Linked DNA regions of Homo sapiens: all the other regions are linked to region 3. Evidence: chromatin loops called from intact Hi-C (ENCODE). Cell type or tissue: GM12878. All regions are shown on one strand. Links, peaks and the distances in the headings refer to the core of each region. The heading gives the core; the rest is flanking DNA. Region 1 overlaps KDM4C (lysine demethylase 4C). Region 2 overlaps KDM4C (lysine demethylase 4C). Region 3 overlaps KDM4C (lysine demethylase 4C).

The links. Peaks named below come from ENCODE experiments on the same cell type or tissue, not always from the same donor. Only the 100,000 strongest peaks of a DNase experiment are listed, where the experiment ranks them.
Region 1: a loop joins it to region 3, with 2.5 times the contacts of the local background. A loop is called at or near these places in 16 of 110 quality-filtered maps.
Region 2: a loop joins it to region 3, with 4 times the contacts of the local background. A loop is called at or near these places in 2 of 110 quality-filtered maps.

The regions. Positions count from the first base shown.
Region 1 is chr9:6,913,994-6,919,891 of GRCh38, reverse strand. The region is part of intron 8 of KDM4C (lysine demethylase 4C); the gene reads right to left. Among named protein-coding and RNA genes, the nearest start is that of KDM4C, 160 kb to the right of the region's middle. RefSeq lists an enhancer at 2,450-2,529. In GM12878, for the core only: no CTCF peak of the experiment used is centred there; a DNase peak (open chromatin) is centred at 2,441; H3K27ac peaks cover 1,032 bases.
Region 2 is chr9:7,104,677-7,110,574 of GRCh38, reverse strand. The region is part of intron 18 of KDM4C (lysine demethylase 4C); the gene reads right to left. Among named protein-coding and RNA genes, the nearest start is that of KDM4C, 350 kb to the right of the region's middle. In GM12878, for the core only: no CTCF peak of the experiment used is centred there; no DNase peak of the experiment used is centred there.
Region 3 is chr9:7,052,000-7,057,897 of GRCh38, reverse strand. The region is part of intron 17 of KDM4C (lysine demethylase 4C); the gene reads right to left. Among named protein-coding and RNA genes, the nearest start is that of KDM4C, 300 kb to the right of the region's middle. In GM12878, for the core only: a CTCF peak has its summit at 5,135 (motif pointing left); DNase peaks (open chromatin) are centred at 2,207 and 5,097.

The DNA.
Region 1 (5,898 bases), core at 419-5,418, 140 kb after region 3:
AATAGAAAAATAAATATGGCCAGGTGCAGTGGCTCACACCTATAATCCTAGCACTTTGGGGGGCCAAGGCAGGTGGATCACCTGAGGCCAGGAGTTCAAGACCAGTCTGGCCAACATGGTTAAACCCCATCTCTACTAAAAATACAAAATTAGCCAGGCATGGTGGTGCACGCCTGTAGTCCCAGCTACTCCGGAGGCTGAAGCAAGAGAATCACTTGAACCCGGGAGGCGGAGATTGCAGGGAGCCAAGATCGCGCCATTGCACTCCAGCCTGGGCAACAAGAGTGAAACTCCATCCTAGATAGATAGATAGATAGATAGATAGATAGATAGATAGATAGATAGACAGACAGACAGACAGATGAAATTGAAAGATGAAATATAGGCAATTCTTCTTTCAAAGTATTGTTAAATAGAAAAACAAAGAAAAGGGATAGCAGGTAAGATGGAAAGAGGGATTAAGATTTTTTTTTCAAGCTTCTGCACAGCAAAAGGAACTATCAACAAAGTAAACAGACACCTTACATAATGGGAGATAATATTTGCACACTATACATCTGACAAAGGTCTAATATCCAAAATCTCAATGAAAGAAAGAAAGAAAGAGAGAGAGAGAGACAGAAAGAAAGAAAGAAAGAAAGAAAAGAAAGAAAGAAAGAAAGAAAGAAGGAAAAAGAAAATTCAGAATCTGTAAGAAACTTAAAACAACAAGCAAAAAACAACCCCAATGAAAAGTGAGTAGGCTGGGCGTGGTGGCTCACACCTGTAATCCCAGCACTTTGGGAGGCCAAGGCAGGTGGATCACAAGGTCAAGAGTTCAAGACCAGTCTGGCCAAGATGGTGAAACCCCATCTCTACTAAAAACTACAAAAATTAGCCAGGCATGGTGGCCGTTGCCTGTAATCCCAGCTACTCGGAAGGCTGAGGCAGGAGAATCGCTTGAACCCAGGCAGCAGAGGTTGCAGTGAGCTAAGACTGTGCCACTGCGCTCCAGTCTGGGCAACAGAGTGAGACTCTGTCTCAAAAAAAAAAAGTGAGCAAAGGACATGAACAGAGCCTTCTCAAAAGAAGACATACATACAAGCGGCCAACAAAGATATGAAAAAATGCTAAACATCACTAATCATTAGAGAAATGCAAATCAAAACCACAATGAGCTACCATCTCAAACCAGTCAGAATTCCTATTATTACTAAAAAGTCAAAAAATAATACATGCTAGTGAGGCTGTAGAGAAGGGGGAACACATACACTGCTGGTAGGGATGTAAATTAATTCAACCACTATGGAAAGCTGTTTGGAGATTTCTCTAAGAACTTAAAACAGACCTACCAACTGACCCAGCAATCCTATTGATGGGTATATACCCAAAAGAAAAGAAATGATTCTACCAAAAAGACACATGCACTCTATATTCATCACAGTGCTATTCACAATAGCAAAAACATGGACTAAACCTAAGTGCCCATCCACAGTAGACTGGATGAAGAAAATATGGTACATACACGTCATGGAATACTATGCAGCCATAAAAAGAATAAAATCATGTCCTTTGCAGCAACACAGATGCAGGTGGAGGCCGTTATCCTAAGAAAATTAACCTAAGAACAAAAAACCAAATACCACATGTTCTCACTTGTAAGTAGAAGCTAAACATTGGATACACATTGACACAAAGATGGGAACTGTAGACACTGGGGACTACCAGAATGAGAGAGGGAGTACGGCAAAGGCTAAAAAAAGCTACCTTTTGGGTACTATGTTCACTGCCTGGGTGATGAGATCAATTGTACCCCAAACCTCAGCATCACACAATATACCAATGTAACAAACCTGCACATCTACCCTCTGAACCTAAAATAAAAGTTTATATTTTTTAAAAAGAGAAGATATTTTTCAAATGGGAGAAATAACAGCTTGTATGCTGATGAGACTGATCTAGTGGAGAAGGAAAACGTGATGATGCAGTGAATGAAGAATTGAGATGCCTGGACAATGGTCTTCAAGTTGCAAGAGGGGCTGGGGTCAAGTGCACAAGTGGCCTCACTTAGACCCATAAACAATTCAATCAGGTAAAAGAATGGGAGTTCAAGTGTATGGGCACCGGGACTGATAGGTAGGAAAATGTGCTGTGTGCAGTCTGCAGAAGTTCTCTATTTTCTCAATGAGATGAGAAGCAAGACAATCAGCAAAGAATGAGGATGGAGACAGGAGGAGAGAGGGAGAGCCAACGAACTCGGCAACATGGCTGGACTGCTGGGCATCGTGAACAACTCATTGGAGTCCTAGAATTTAGGGATAGGAAATGGGATGGCTGCATGCTTATCTCCAGCCATGGTCAGATACACAGGGACAAGCAAGAGAAATAGCTAAGTTGAACAAGATGGGGATTTTTGCCAGATGAGTATAACAAAGTGAAAGAAAGGCAAGGTGTGAAACCAAAGGTATCTTTACAATGATGGATCATGCAATAGAAACCAGTGAAAGGGGGAAGTAAGAAGTTGAGGTGAGTGAGCAACCATGAAAAGTAGGATCAATGGATTTTAAACCCTACTGGGGTCCAAGTGCATGCTACAGTTTGGGTAGTGGAGAAAAAGAGCTTGAGAGACAGGTGGTGTAGATCAGAGGAAGGCATGCCTGAAACTGAGAATATGGATACCTATATGGTGCTCATATTAAGACCAGAAGACTGAGTAAGGGAGGCAGGGGCTGCCCAACAGCCATTTTCCTTCCTGAGCATCTCTCCCACAGCCCTGCAATTCATGCCTAACTTCCCACATTCTCCAATTCACTCCTGCCAATGAAAATAATTCATACCTATATAAACGATATTTTAACTCTTGAACAACAACAACAAAAAAAACAGAATGACCTCAACAATCTTCGTGGGTGGAATATGAATAGGCAGATTCCCTCATTCAACTTTGTATCATTTCCCCAAAACCAGAGAGAAAAATTAATGAAACTGGGATGTTTCTACTCTAATCTACAAACATTTGTCCATCCACCAAGCACAGAAAAATACAGTGCTGTTGCTTTGAAAGTTGCTTAGCCAAAATAGAACCTATTCAAAGGTGATCAAAATTTCTAAAAACAAGAAGGTCCATTTTAGAAGACATAATCCTCTTAGTAAGTATGCAACATTCAATGCTTAAAACAGAAATAAAATAAAACATCCTGCTAAAATCTCTTTGTAAGTTAGAACTGGCTTTATTCATATTTTATTCACACATATAAATTATCTTGCCTGTAACTAAAGCTTAATATATATTTGCTGGATAAAGAAAAAGAATTTCATCTGGTCAAACGAATTAGCCAATAAAGAAAAATATCAGCCAGGCACAGTGGCTCACTCCTATAATCCCAGCACTTTGGGAGGCCAATGCAGGAGGATCACTTGAGACCAGCCAGGGCAACACAGTGAGGCCTGTCTCTATAAAAAAACAAATTAAGAAGTCCCAGCTGCTCGGAAGGCTGTGGCAGGAGGATCATTTGAGCCCTTGTGATAAAGCAAGACCCTGTTTCAAAAAAAAAAAAACTCTCATTAAAATTGCAAACACATTATATTTTTACCACTGTCCTTCAGAAGTTTATATTGAACCTCTTCTTTAAAATGCTCATAGGCTCCCCATCACTCAGAATAAAAAAGGTCCGGATAACTCTGTAAAACTTTCAAGACACTTCATAGCCCAGCTCCACCCACCCTTCTAAACACACTACACCTCAAATCACTCAGAAGTGACTGTCAAAAACACCTTACCACATCTAGCCCCCATCTTTACTCAGGTTGCTGACTCTCTCCTTCCAAATATATACTTCCAAAACACCATCCAATCTTCACCAGGTCAAATATGATGTCTCTCACAAAGCTGTCCAAATTCATGCCATGTTGGAATTAAATTCCCCCCATCCTATAACCCTGATTACCTTGTACTATTTTACAGCATCTGTCAGTGATAAAAGCCCAGCCTGTCATTAATTCAAGTGCTGGAAAGGAGTCTTTGCGAGCTTCTCATGCCCCAGCATAGGTCCTTCCATGATGGCAAACTGCAACCTGACACTTGATAACGTCATCACTATTAACAGGCAGCTTCCAAAGGAAGCTGGAAGTGTAAAACTAGCCCTTTCCTTGTTCTTCGAAGGCTATACCTTGGATACAGGGCATAGCCACCAAGACTAAGGCTCCAATAAGGTCCAAGGAATATACAAATTGTTGTAGCATTCGAGGAAAGAAAAACAAAAGCAGTCTCTTTATTCTTGAGACAGTCAAGTGGATTATTTCCCGTATTTTTGTTATCTCTCTTAAGGGTTAAAAATAATCAAATTTTGCCAGTAGAATAGCATAATATGTGTCAAATACAATTAGGAAAATGACTTCTTAATGACTAGACAGTAACAATCATTTTATCTCTTTTGAATTAAAATGGAATGTAACCCCGAACCTCAAAGTGGCAGGCATCTCCAAGTGTTCATCACAGTAGTAGTGAGAAGACAATACAGCAAAAATGATTGCTTCAGAGGAAGGTCATTTTCTTTTGTTACCTAATGCTTTACTATGCAACCCCCTAAACCCCTCACAGGAAATCTGAAGCACCTAAAACAAACTCTCTTAGGTAGATGCATGAACACCTGTTTTGTAAAACCTAAACAGTAGAAAGAGATCACGTGCTTCTTGCATATTTTTACCAATAAGACAATATAGGGTGAGCTGCATTCTAGCAAATTAATAAAGTATCTTTGAAGTAGTAAAGGAAGTTTAAAATTTTTCCAAACTAAAAAAGCACCCCACAGAAAATTCTATGATTTAGAACGTTTTATCATGTTAATTTCAGTAAGACTAACTCGAGAATTTCAAATTGTGCCCCTTTTTATAAGTCCAACACTTAATTCTTAAAATAGAGAAAGATAGGTAGACAGCAAAATCAAAAAGACTCTGTCTTAGTACATTTGGGCAGCTTTAACAAAGCAAATTACAGATAATTCACAAATAATAGAAATTTACTGTTCACAGTTTTAGAGGCTGGCAAGTAAGTCCAAGACCAAGGTGCCAGCAGATTTGGTGTCTGGCGAGGGCCCATGCTCTGCTTCAAAGATGGTGCCTTGTTTCTGTATCCTCACATGGCAGAAGAGATAGAAGGAATGGGGAAGGCGAATTTGCTTCCTCAAGCCCTTTTGTTAGAACACAAATCCCATTCATGGGCGTGGAGCCCTCAATGCCTAATCATTTACTACAGGCCCCACTGCTTAATACTAGTGTATTGGGGTTTAAGTTTCATCACTAATTGTGGAGGGACACCAATACTCAAACCATAGCAGACATAATAATAAATACAAACAATGCTAATGTTTTTTAATGTCAAAAGGCACTCATGAATTGGTCCAATACCTCTGCACCCCTCATTATAAGCACTGATCTTACCAAAAGCATGTGGCATATCATAACGGTATTACAAGTAGCCAGGAAATGATGTACTCATCTGTTACTGTCTTAGACAATGCTTTATTAAAATGGGAAAATATGGGCCAGGCACAGTGGCTCATGCCTGTAAGCCCAGCCTGTAATCCCAGCACTTTGGGAGTCAGAGGCAGGCAGATCACCTGAGGTCGGGAGTTCAAGACCAGCCTGACCAACACGGAGAAACCCTGTCTCTACAAAAAATACAATATTAACTGAACATGGTGGCGCATGGCTGTAATCCCAGCTACTCGGGAGGCTGAGGCAGGAGAATCGCTTGAACCTGGGAAGCAGAGGTTGCGGTGAGCCGAGATTACGCCATTGCACTCCAGCCTGGACAATAAGCGCAAAACTCCGTCTCAAAAAAAAGGGAAAATACAAAATGTACTATGTTGTAAACAAATAACAGTCTCAGGCTTTCAACTGCAAACAAGGATGATGGAA
Region 2 (5,898 bases), core at 318-5,317, 53 kb before region 3:
TGGTAGGCCCAACCCATACCTCATTCCCACCCACTAAACCATACAAACCTAGGAAGAGTTAAGAGAATTTTAGAAAAACAGGTCCAAATCTTTAGGCATCACTTAGGAAAGGAGAAATTGCATTAATAAGCCCTCAAGTTAGAACAATATAAAAATAAATTTATTAAAGCCAGGAGAATTGGATATATCAACATGAACCCTGAACCATTTGAAAAAAAATGCTATTTATCTGCTCTGTCACTAAAGTGGCTCTAGTCCTAAATTAGCCAGCACTCAAATGAAACAAAACATGGTAATGTGCACCTTTCATGGCAAATTTGGTCTCTAGTAGAGCTCCCATAAAAAAGAACCAGGGCTCTTTGATGAATCACTGATTCCCAGTTTGGTACAATAGAAACCAAGATAACTTTGGCATTTCCCACTGCGAAAAAAACAAAGATAGTTTCAAAGATGTCTAGAAGTGTGGATTAGTCCATTCTCATGCTGCTATAAAGAACCGCCTGAGACTAGGTAATTTACAAAGGAAAGAGGTTTAATTGCCTCATAGTTCCACATGGCTGGGGAGGCCTCAGGCAGAAGGCACCTCCTCACAGGACAGCAGGAGAGAGAATGAGTGCTGAGTGAAGGGGAAAGCCCTTTATAAAGCCATCAGATCTTGTGAGACAAACTGCCACCATGATCCAATTACCTCTACCTGGACTGCCCTTGACACATGGGGGTTATAATTCAAGATGAGATTTTGGGTGGGGACACAGCCAAACCATTTAAAAGTGGTTTAAAATTAGAAATAAAGCAGTCACCTAGAAGAGGCTCCAAAAGGTCCAAGGGGAGCAAGAACATCAAGAAGAAAATTTTGGTCAACTGGTACGCAATGGGCTCATAAAAAGCTACAAACCATGATGATGTTTAAAAGAGTCAAGTAACATAAAGTAAGCTAAGCGAAGTCCTACCCACTGATATAAATTAGCTGAATGCTGCTTAATTACAAAAACACAATCATCTGACCACCCGTCTTACATCCAAGGGGCACAACAATATAGTGAAATGCGTATATGCTGAAATGTAATTCTGGCCTTCCAAATAAAAATCCTGTTGGAACGAATTGGATTGAAATGTATAAACCAGAATCAGGGGTAGGCTCTGGAGGAAACAGGCTTTCTAAAAATTCTAGAAAGTTGGAGAGAGATATTGTTCAGGTCCCCATCTGGGAACAGAACTACTTTTTTCCCCTAGTTGATTATATAGTACTGTTGACCTTGATTTTGGTTTAAGAACTAGGGCATCTTCATGTTTATAAAAATTTTATTAAAATGAGAAGCATGGATAATCAGTTTTCCTGAATGAGACCCAAGTATAAAATCCTGTGGTACAGCAAAAATATATCTTTAGTTTCAGATCTGGCAACAGCCTACACACATACCACTGCATATGCCCATTAGGGAAACAGGACCCAGGGGGAAGTTTTGTTATGATAGGCTGCATTCACTTCTACCCTATTTACCAAATCCACTTCTACTACAATTCTGCATCCTTGGCTAATTAAAAGAGAATGTTACAGTGGGAGTGAATGTTTTGGAGTCTCTCCCTGTCAATCCATAATCAACCTGAAATACTGCCTGCCCTTTTACAATTAATAAATTCACATAAAAGTGTACTGATTCTTATTTTTTTCATTAAGTATTTTCTCAATAACAGACACTAAAAGAATAATATGCTATACAATACAATACAGGATAAGAACTACTATTCTAGGGTATAGAATTTGGGAGCCTCAAACATCCATCTTTCCACATTGTTGAGGCCTAGAATGTTTCACTGTTGTTAGCAATGAGAGGTAGCCCATTCCATCATCACCCCAAGATTAGTTATATAGTCATAGGTTAACCCACAGAGCCCTTGCTTTGAGCCCTTCACCAGATTCTGTGTATTGTGGTGTCCTCTCCTGTCCTAAGCCCATGCCTCATGAGGACAGGAAGGAGTTGCAATAAAACTGGCCTGGGAGCTGGCCTAAAGACCCAGAGGCTGGAAAAAGCATTCAGGCTGGGCGCAGTGGCTCATGCCTGTAATCCCAGCACTTTGGGAGGCCAAGGCAGTTGGATCGCTCGAGTCCAAAAGTTCAAGACCAGCCTGGGCAACATGGTACAACCCAGTCTCTATAAATAATACAAAAATTAGCAGGACATGGGGGCGCACACCTGTAGTCCCAGCTACTTGGGAGGCAAAGGTGGGAGGATCACTTGAGCCCAGGAAGCAGAGGTTGCAGTGAGTCGAGATCATGCCACTGCGCTCCAGCCTGGGTAACAGAGTAAGACCCTGTCCCAAAAAAAAATAAAAAACAAAAAAGCATTCAGTAAGTGCTGAGCAAGGACTCAGTTGTATTACTGAGATGAGAGTTAGAAGACACATGGAAGAGGGCCAGATGGTGGAATAACAAGATCCTAGACAAGTTTCTAGAACGGGAGCTGCCAAAACAGAAGCCACCCTACCCACCCTGCTTTCCATTATGCACACAAAAAACACTGCTCTGAATAAGGTGCATATGTGAAATACCTAACACACACTTGACATAAAAGATGCTCAATAAATACAAGTTCTCGTTCTTCTCCACTAATCCCACTCCCTAGCATCGGATAATTATTTTAACAAATTTATACCAAGCTGCTCCTATGGATAGCCAAGTGCTAGTTGATAGAAATAAAAAGACAACAACAACAACAACAACAACAAATACTTTCTGTCCTTATGACCTAGCTACAATAATACTAAAGGAAAAATACACAAAATCACATAAATTAACCAATACAGCGTTTTCTCTATAAAAGTTCTTCCTCTCTTTTAAATAGGTATCTGTCTCCATGTTAACAGCCACGACTTCTAAGGTTTCTAAAGCTATGAATACAACTTAAATGTCACACTTTTCTAGAGGAAAGAATATTAAGAAAAAACACTATGTACCTCATATAAGATGTATAAAGAGGCCATGTTCATTGCAGTGAATTAACAAAGTGCAAGTGATTCTGGTGCTGCTACACTAAATATGCAGATTATTCTAACCTAATATGAAAGTTTACTAAGTAACTTGCCAGGAAAAAACATTGCATGCCATTTTCTCACCTCTGTTATTCAGGCATCCCTTCCACAGGGCATCTGTCTAGTTTACTCAAGTGTGAGATGGCCCTGTGGTGCTATATTTTGCAGAAGTATATAGTGTATAGGTAGCTGACTATTTGTTTGAAGAAAAAATACATTTCCAAGACTTCCAGTTTCATAACTACTATTTATTGTGTTGTCTTTTCCTTACAAACATCTGTGCAACATTCAGATAACTGGGTTAGGAATATATCCAAGTGGAACCTTTGGAAATACAGCCAGAAACTAGGTTATAATGAATCATGGCACAGGGTGGTGAAGCGGACAGCATGACTACACACACCGACAGATGAGCACACACTCATGTGCACACATGAAGGAGACCTTACATCTGAAACACAGCAGTGACATTCAACAAAGGTGTTCAACAAAAACGCTGGCAAACACATGCTAAAAATTTAGGTTGAAATAACAGGGATCAGCTGTGTACTTCCTGTGACACACTTTTTTCCATCTTTAGGAAGTTTTACCCTATTTTTTTCAAGCACTGCCTATTCTAATTATAAACTCTGCTTACTGCTTGATGGAATAATGTATTAACAAATCAGATGAATTTTATACAATTATTCAAAATAATTTTACATCCAAAGCTCAACAAACAATGAATAAGCTCATATATTTAAAATAATTAGCTGGGCACGGTGGATCACACCTACAACTCCGGCACTTTGGGAGGCTGAGGCTAAAGGATCTCTTGAGCTCAAGAGTTTGAGACCAGCCTGTACAACATAATGAGAACTATTTTAAAAATATATTAATTACAAAATAATAATTTATGACACTAATGGAATAGTTGAATTTTCCTTAAAATGGTCCTTTTGGATGCTTTATAGCAAATAATTGGGAGAAATAAAAAAATAAGGGAATCAAAAACCCTAAAGTGAGTAAAAATGGAGACTCTATTGAAGCAACAGTAGGTTTATACTTCATTTCACCTAAATCATACAGGCATCCTCCATTATTCTGTAAAACAACTGGGCCAGGCTGCCAAGTTAGCCTGAACTTTATTTTACAGTTTTCACTGCTATGATTCGGCAATTGCCTATTACTTTCAAATAATCAATGCATGGTTGAGAACACAGACAAACTACAGTTTCTGCTCTAAGAAGCATACCTCTTAGCATTGATAGTTTACACAAAGAGAAATATTTGATTGAATCTGAACTTTTCTATGCTTGATAAGGAAAGAACATTTAAAGCAATAGGGGCAAATCACAATGTTCTTAACCAAAGTTGCCAGATTCTATAAATTCCTACTGGTTAGTTCCCAAACACTTTGGGGAGGAATCCGTACTTGGAGTCGAATGGAAGAAGAATGGATAAGTAACAGCTACTAGAAATATACTTGGGAAATACAGTGCTAACAGTGCTTCCACCTAGAAAATGTAGCAAAGGCAATTTAAGAACACTAAAATTGTTCCCTCATCAGGAAAAGCTGCCTCACGTGATGTTGTAAATTATATGATCTTTTCCCCAGTCTTTACAAAGTATACCAAGCTGAAAGTGGATCTGTAGGAGACAGTAGTTTCTAAATCACCTCAAACTCATCTATTTTCTTTTTCATCATCATTTAGGAAACACATTAGTAACCTAAACTTGACTGAACCACACATGAGAGTTAAGAGGAATGAGGTCCTGATTAAACACCTGGATCTCTTTAATAGCAACTTCAATATAGTCATCAGTAACCACAGGGCTTTGGAATATTAAAACGGTAATGTATGATCCCAAGCAAAGCTTCAGATGAACACCTCTAGCACCATTTGAGGTTTGGGGTTTGGAATTCACCAAATAATAGAGTATGAGCTAAAAAGGCATTTACATTCCAGCACCTGCCACTCATTATCTGCATCTATTTGGGCAAGGAATTAAACCTCTCTGAACTTAGGTTTCTTATCCTCGAAACAGGAAAAACACTACTCACGTGGCCCAGTTCACATAAGATTGTAGCACCAGCAGCAGCAGCAGAAGTAGTAGTAGCAATACAACTTTCATTTTTTGAGTGCTTACTCTGTGCTGTGAACTGAAAACAACATGGTGAGGTGGGATACCATGTTTTATAGATGAGGAAGCTGAGGCTCAGAAATAAGAACTTGCACAGGGTTGCACAATCTGTTACTGGCAGAATCTAAGTGTGAACACCAACTACTCTGACTTCAGAGGTCACGACCTTGTTCACATCTCAAAACGCATTCATATACATCCTCTAATGAGGTAATCCTATTGACTGCACACTGTTAAGGGCAAGGCACCACAGTCATGTAAGGTGTTATTACTAGGTATTTTTAAAAGTTGCTAAAATGTATTTTCTACTGGATACATAATACTATTCTTAGCAAAAGGACATCAACTCAAGAAACTATGGAAAAGGCATGAATGAATATGCAACTTGGAACCTGAAACAATGAAAAAATAAGACAAATAAAATAGATGTGACAGTTGGTGACATCATTTTGTACATTTAAGCATTCACTCACATCTGCCCAGATCCCCAGCCCACAAACATCAAATATCTCTCAAGATGTCAATGGAAATTGCTGAAAGCATTACAAAGAGCTGGGAGATTTGCTGTGTGTGACTCCACAAGCCAATGCTGACGACTTGGCAGGCTGCTCACAAGAGGTTATTAGGGACATAGGAGAAGCATGTTAGGCTGCTAATAGCCTGTGGCCAAGTCTCTCAGGGAAAACAAAGTGCGGCAAGTTAGCAGAGCTGAGCATCTAGACAATGCTTTAGCCTCCTATTTGG
Region 3 (5,898 bases), core at 186-5,185:
ATGAAGCAAGAGCTGTATCTCTGAACTTCTGTTTTAGAGAACATCAACCTATTCATCTTACGGTTTTCAGCAATAACTGCAGGGGAAGTTGGTGGAATCTCAGACGTTTGCAGAAGAGCCCTTCTATGCCCTGCTCCCTCGGAGATGACAGAACACGCCAGTTTAACAGGCCTCCATTCAAAGAAAATTCCTGTTGCTTACAAATTGCCCAGAGGCTGTTTAAAATACAGTTATGTTCTTAACAGTGTTATAAAAATAAAGGGGGAAAAATCACTTAAGAGAATAACAGCTAATATTGCTAACGTTCTTTGAGTGCAAACTCTGTGTCAGACTGTTAACTTTTTCATTTCATCCTCACAATCACCATAATTTACAGATGAGCTTCAGAGGGTTAATCTGCATAGCCAAGGTTGCCCAAGTGGAGGATACAGGGCTCAGGCAGTCTTAACCCAGAGCCTGTACTCTCCATCTCAACCTAAGGGAGGCTTCTTATAATTATGTGATCTAAAGCATGATATAGATGAATGCAGAGAAACTTTGATATTGAGATCAATAAATCCAGCCCATGGCTGGCTAAAACAGTCCTAGTATCTGTGTCTAACCAGGAGCTCATGTTAGATAAAGACTTCACTTAATTGTGGGACCACACCTAAAATATACCACAGTGAAATTCTAACTCCAAGTATGAAAATGTTCTCACTTTACACAAAAAGCTTTCTTTGTGGATTTTTAAAACCCACCCTTCTGAGGAAATGAATAACCTAATTTATATTAAAATATGAAACAAAGAAAAGTAACTAATTCCTGACCCCCTTCTTCTCAGAAAAACAAAGAATAATGAATTCATTGTTACACAATAATGACCGTACCTTTCCAAAACTATAACCTCTCTTGCTTTCAATCACTGTTGACCAAGCAAAACCCTACAGATTGTTTAGAGCTGTCTAACAGCTGCCTCGGTTTGGCATGTGTTTGTTGGTATTGACCCAGGCAGTACTAGAGTGAAAGGAATGACCCTGTCTCTGAAACTCCAACCTGGCTCACTCACTCAATTAAAAGATCTGTCAGTAATCACTACTCACACAGACAAGATCAGAAAAAAATGGAGCATTCGTCAATGCAAGCTAGAAAATAAGATTACTTTTTCACAATACTCTTTAATCATGAATTATCTGAAGTCCCACCTGTCTAATAATGTTTTTAAAATTAGCCCTCAGGAAAAAATGACTTCAAAACTGAAAATTTAAAGGCTCCAGTCAATTTCCTTTTGTCTCACAGTTTTTCTCTCAACAGATAAAGAAAAATCCATAGTAACAAGATAACATTTCATGCATTTACACATTTTCTCCTATAGACATCTACAGCCTTCAGAAAGTATATTATTTGTAGCCATGCCCATCTGACATTTTCCATTTTACTCAAAAGATTTTATGGTTTGGTATTACAGCAATATACAAATTTGACAGCTTGCAATAGGATCTAGTCCCTGTAGCAAATCATTCTGACAGTTAAGTACTATACAGCTACTAATGTACTTTTTTTTTTTTGCACTACACTTATTTAAAAACCTTACAAAGCTGGAGACATATGTATGTTGAAATCCTGAAGAACATTATCTTAATGATGTTATATAATTTTATACTGGCCGTGTTAAATAATAAGACACCACATACCATACCACAACCGTGTCATCTGTAGTATAGTACCTCTTACTCCTCCTTTAGAATAGTTCACTATTCAAAGCACTTTTTGTGCACATTAACACTACTGATTACTGTTTAAGCAATAAGTTTTCTCATCATTGTCAATGTTTATTATTTTCTTAGAACTTCTCTGTCTTTAAAAATACCTGAGCCTATGAATAAATCGGTACATGAGTTAATGTGGAACATACTGACTTTTTCTGATTGCCTTTACGACACTACTTCTTTTCTTTTAGCATGATGAAAGATAATCAATATGTCTTTACATTTCCTAAAATGCATTAACAGAGGCCCTGTCAAATACAACCTTGATTCTTTCAGAAAGAAAGCCAAGTTGCTCACGAACATTGCTGTAACATTAACTAAATAGAACTCTGAGTGATCTTACAGCACAAGAGGCAGACCCTATCTCTACCTCTCAATAATTCTATTTTTAGTATTCAGTATATCTGATAACATGAGTCAGTTGGCAAGAGAACATGCGCCTTCGTCTAAGAAATAGGAAGTGTGATTGTATTTTCTCCCCCTTGATTCAACTCTTGAGATGGAATACCACAGTGAAACCACTCTATTTTCAGAATTGATATACCTTTCAAAACTATAATCTTTGGCTTGCAGGTTCACTATTATTTGCCTTCAGGTACAAATTTTAAAGTGTACAGAGGCTTCTAAGCAGAATAGTATGGTCTCAGCCAGACACGGAAAGGCTTGTAGCTCAGTCATCATTGTAGTGTAAATTCCTTTTCAAAATAATGTTCTTCACTCAGAGAACACTTGTGCCTGGGCTTTGTTCACTTGTCAAACACAAATCAGAGGTCATCGAATGCCCAGGGGCAAATCCTGCTATTCCAAAATTCATTTCTCCCTCTATTTGGTTGCAGAAATAGGATTTCAAATGTAAAAGTCCTAGAAAGGTCTAAAGACATAGAAACCAAAGGCACTGTGCTACACCACTGTGAGGACGGATGCATTTGTGACCCATGAACAATGCCAAATTTTTTGTGTTTGTTTGTTTTTTGAGACGTAGCCTTGCTCTGTCGCCAGGATGGAGTGCAGTGGCGCCATCTCGGTTCACTGCAACTTCCGCCTCCCAGGTTCAAGCAATTCTCCTGCGATAGGCTCCCGAGCAGCTGGTACTACAAGCATGCACCACCCACACCCGGCTAATTTTTGTATTTTTAGTAGAGATGGGGTTTCACCATGTTGGCCAGGATGGTCTCAATGCTAAGTTTGTTATGCAATGACAGCAATCAGAACAGACATCCGCTGCATTGAAAGATGTGATTTAATATTTAAATATTCATACAACAGTCCTATTTGAAAACTTTATCTCCAAATAGAGTATTTAAAACTAATAGTTGCATTTAGGATCTGCTACAACTTCCTAAGATTTCTTAAAACCCACAAACCTGCTCTGCTGGCTTATTTACAAAAATACCACAGATCTTTAATTAATTTAAGCTGCAGGAAGTGATCAATGTATACAATAAACATTCATGGTAAACATACAGCAACTACCAGAAATCCATACTTCTTTTTAACTCCTTTTGCTAGATTTTTAAAATGTCCTTCTCTTAAATTTTATAATCAAATCTAAGATTTTTACAGTGATCTGTCTCCAAACCCTACCGCCTTCTTCCTTCTGTGTGATACCATAAAAACATCATTTGTTATCTCTAAAGTCCCATCCTTAATCCTTCTTCCTGATCATTTTTATATTGTAAAAACAAAATAGGCCATTCTGTCTTAATGTGTGTTTTATATATCTCTATGTTCCCTTGTTTTTGTCTGTGCACAATTTTGTTCTTCTTCCAGAGATTCACTTATGACTACGGCCAATCAATCATACTAGTAGAGAAAATAAGAAAGAAAGAAGAAAAGGAAAAAATTCTGAATAAATTCTAAATCTATACCACTTGGGGTCAATTCTTTTTCTTTCAGTCCTCAGGCACACCAATCACCTGTGACTTCACACAACCCCCTAGATGGGCTACGGGGAGAAGGAAACGTCCTCAGTAGCCTCCTATTATCCTACAAAGTGCCAATCCTCACATATTCTTTTGGTGAACAGAGAAGGTGCTGCAGGGCACAGGGAAGGGGTTTGCAGTAATAGGACTTGCCACAAGGATAACTTTTCCCATACAGTAAAGTCATTCAGAAGCAAAGCAATTTATTCTAATGGACAGGTAATAAAAATACTACATAATATAAAACCTGCATTAAATATCAGAAGAATGCTGAAGCTGACAGGGAAACTGGTTCTCCCTTTTGGATATGAAGTCTTTAGCCCATTCAGCTAACTTTTCATTTCTTAAGATTTGTTAGCATTTTCATTTCTGCCCTGTAACAGGATGACTCTACTTAATAACCCGGTAGTTTTGGATAGCAACCTGTAGCATTTTTTTAGCTGGGGCAGCAATTACTTTAATAATTACACAAAAGTGAAATATTGTTAAAGAAAACGAAAGAAAGAACAAATTTAACTGGATGGAGACCACTACAGCCAAACTTATTTTTCATTAAAATGTTTTAGGTTTTTAAAAGTTAATTATTAAAGTATTTAAAATTGGACACAGAAATAAAAGAAAATATAATGTCTTGAAAATAAGTCTAATGTCATCATTGTTGTCCATTTAATTGTATGATGAACAAAGGCCACACCTGTGACATTACCAAGCAAGGTGGCTGGATGAGCTAAAGGATCTCCATGAAGCACACACCATTTTAGGATCAATAAATCCACAGAAGAGCACCAAAAGGCTTGTTTTCCATTAGTTGTCATTTTTTAAAAACTGGCCATTATACATAAGAGGAAAAAATCTGCTCAAGTAAACAAATCCTTTCCTGTATCCGCCACAAAATTCTCCTTGCACGAATAATTTACCAGAGGAGCTTTTCAAAAGCTGTAGGTTGAAGCTCTGAATAAATAAACGACTAACAATAGTGTTACCAAAATATTCAAATACCTCTGCATAAATTCCAGTATTTCATATTCTAGAAAGACTGCTAATAATGAGCATTTTAAAAATAAACAGCCTTCATATAATGGAAGACATTTTAAACTTATGCTTGCCCACCAGTCATTCTATTAGCCTCTTGCAGTTACTAGCTTTATACTAGTGTTGTTTATTACTTATTCAGAAAAACTCTAACTTGCCCCAAGGGACAGCAGCTCTTTTTCTACAGTTAAATGAAAAACTAAACTAAAAAACTGTCCTTTGGAATTCAACACTTTGAATGCATCACGAGCAGTACTTTCGATGCTCTATTGTCATCCCTTGGGCACTCGCTCGCTCTCTCTCTCTCTCTCTCTCTCTCTCTCTCTCTCTCTGCAGGTGTGGCCAGAGCTCTGGTTAGGCACTAGAGAAGGGAGGTGGTAGTTTAAGAGCAACATAAGAAACTGGTGCAGCAGCACCACCTCGTGGGTACTGAAGAGATGCAGCCCTTGCTGCTGCTTCAGGGATGAACCACTTGTCCACTCATTTTCAATCCCCAGCTGACCAGAAGTTCCAAGATCAGAATTTTCAACCAACAAGATGAGTACTGCATGCATGTTTCATAGGCTCTCTGGAGTACTGCTGGGCTCTACAATTTAATCATATGTCTCCTGTGATGCAGATAAGTAAAGTAATGCCTTGCTTTAGAGCAATATGCAGACATGTGTGTGAATTAGATCTGTTACATTTAAAGGAGAAACCGTGGAAAGGCAAAGGCCATTTGTTATTGTCTGATCGCACTCCTCCAGCCACAGTCATTATAAGCCTGACGTGCAAATAATGAATAATGATTTGCTGCCTTTTATTCATTTCATAAATATTTACTCAGTGACTACTATGTGCATATACACATACATCACAGAATTTTAATCTTAGGTGAAACTTGATTAGTATTCAATTTGGTTGTTCAATTTCCATAAGAACAGGTAATGTTAAATTGTTAAATGAGATTATATAATTAATAAGTATATAGTAGCTGATATGCACATGTTACCAGACTTTATTGCTTTGCTAACAAAAAAGAAATTTGGATTTGAAAAAAGAAAAAAATCCAGGTTTGTTTTTAAAAACATTTAACAATTTCTGTTCTGTCAGTCTTGAATTCAGTTCTTCCAACCAAGATATTCTCTAAAAATGACAAATATTGAAAATGTTCTCTTTCTGTCTATATCTTCGCTGTAGACCCGTGGATTCTTAAA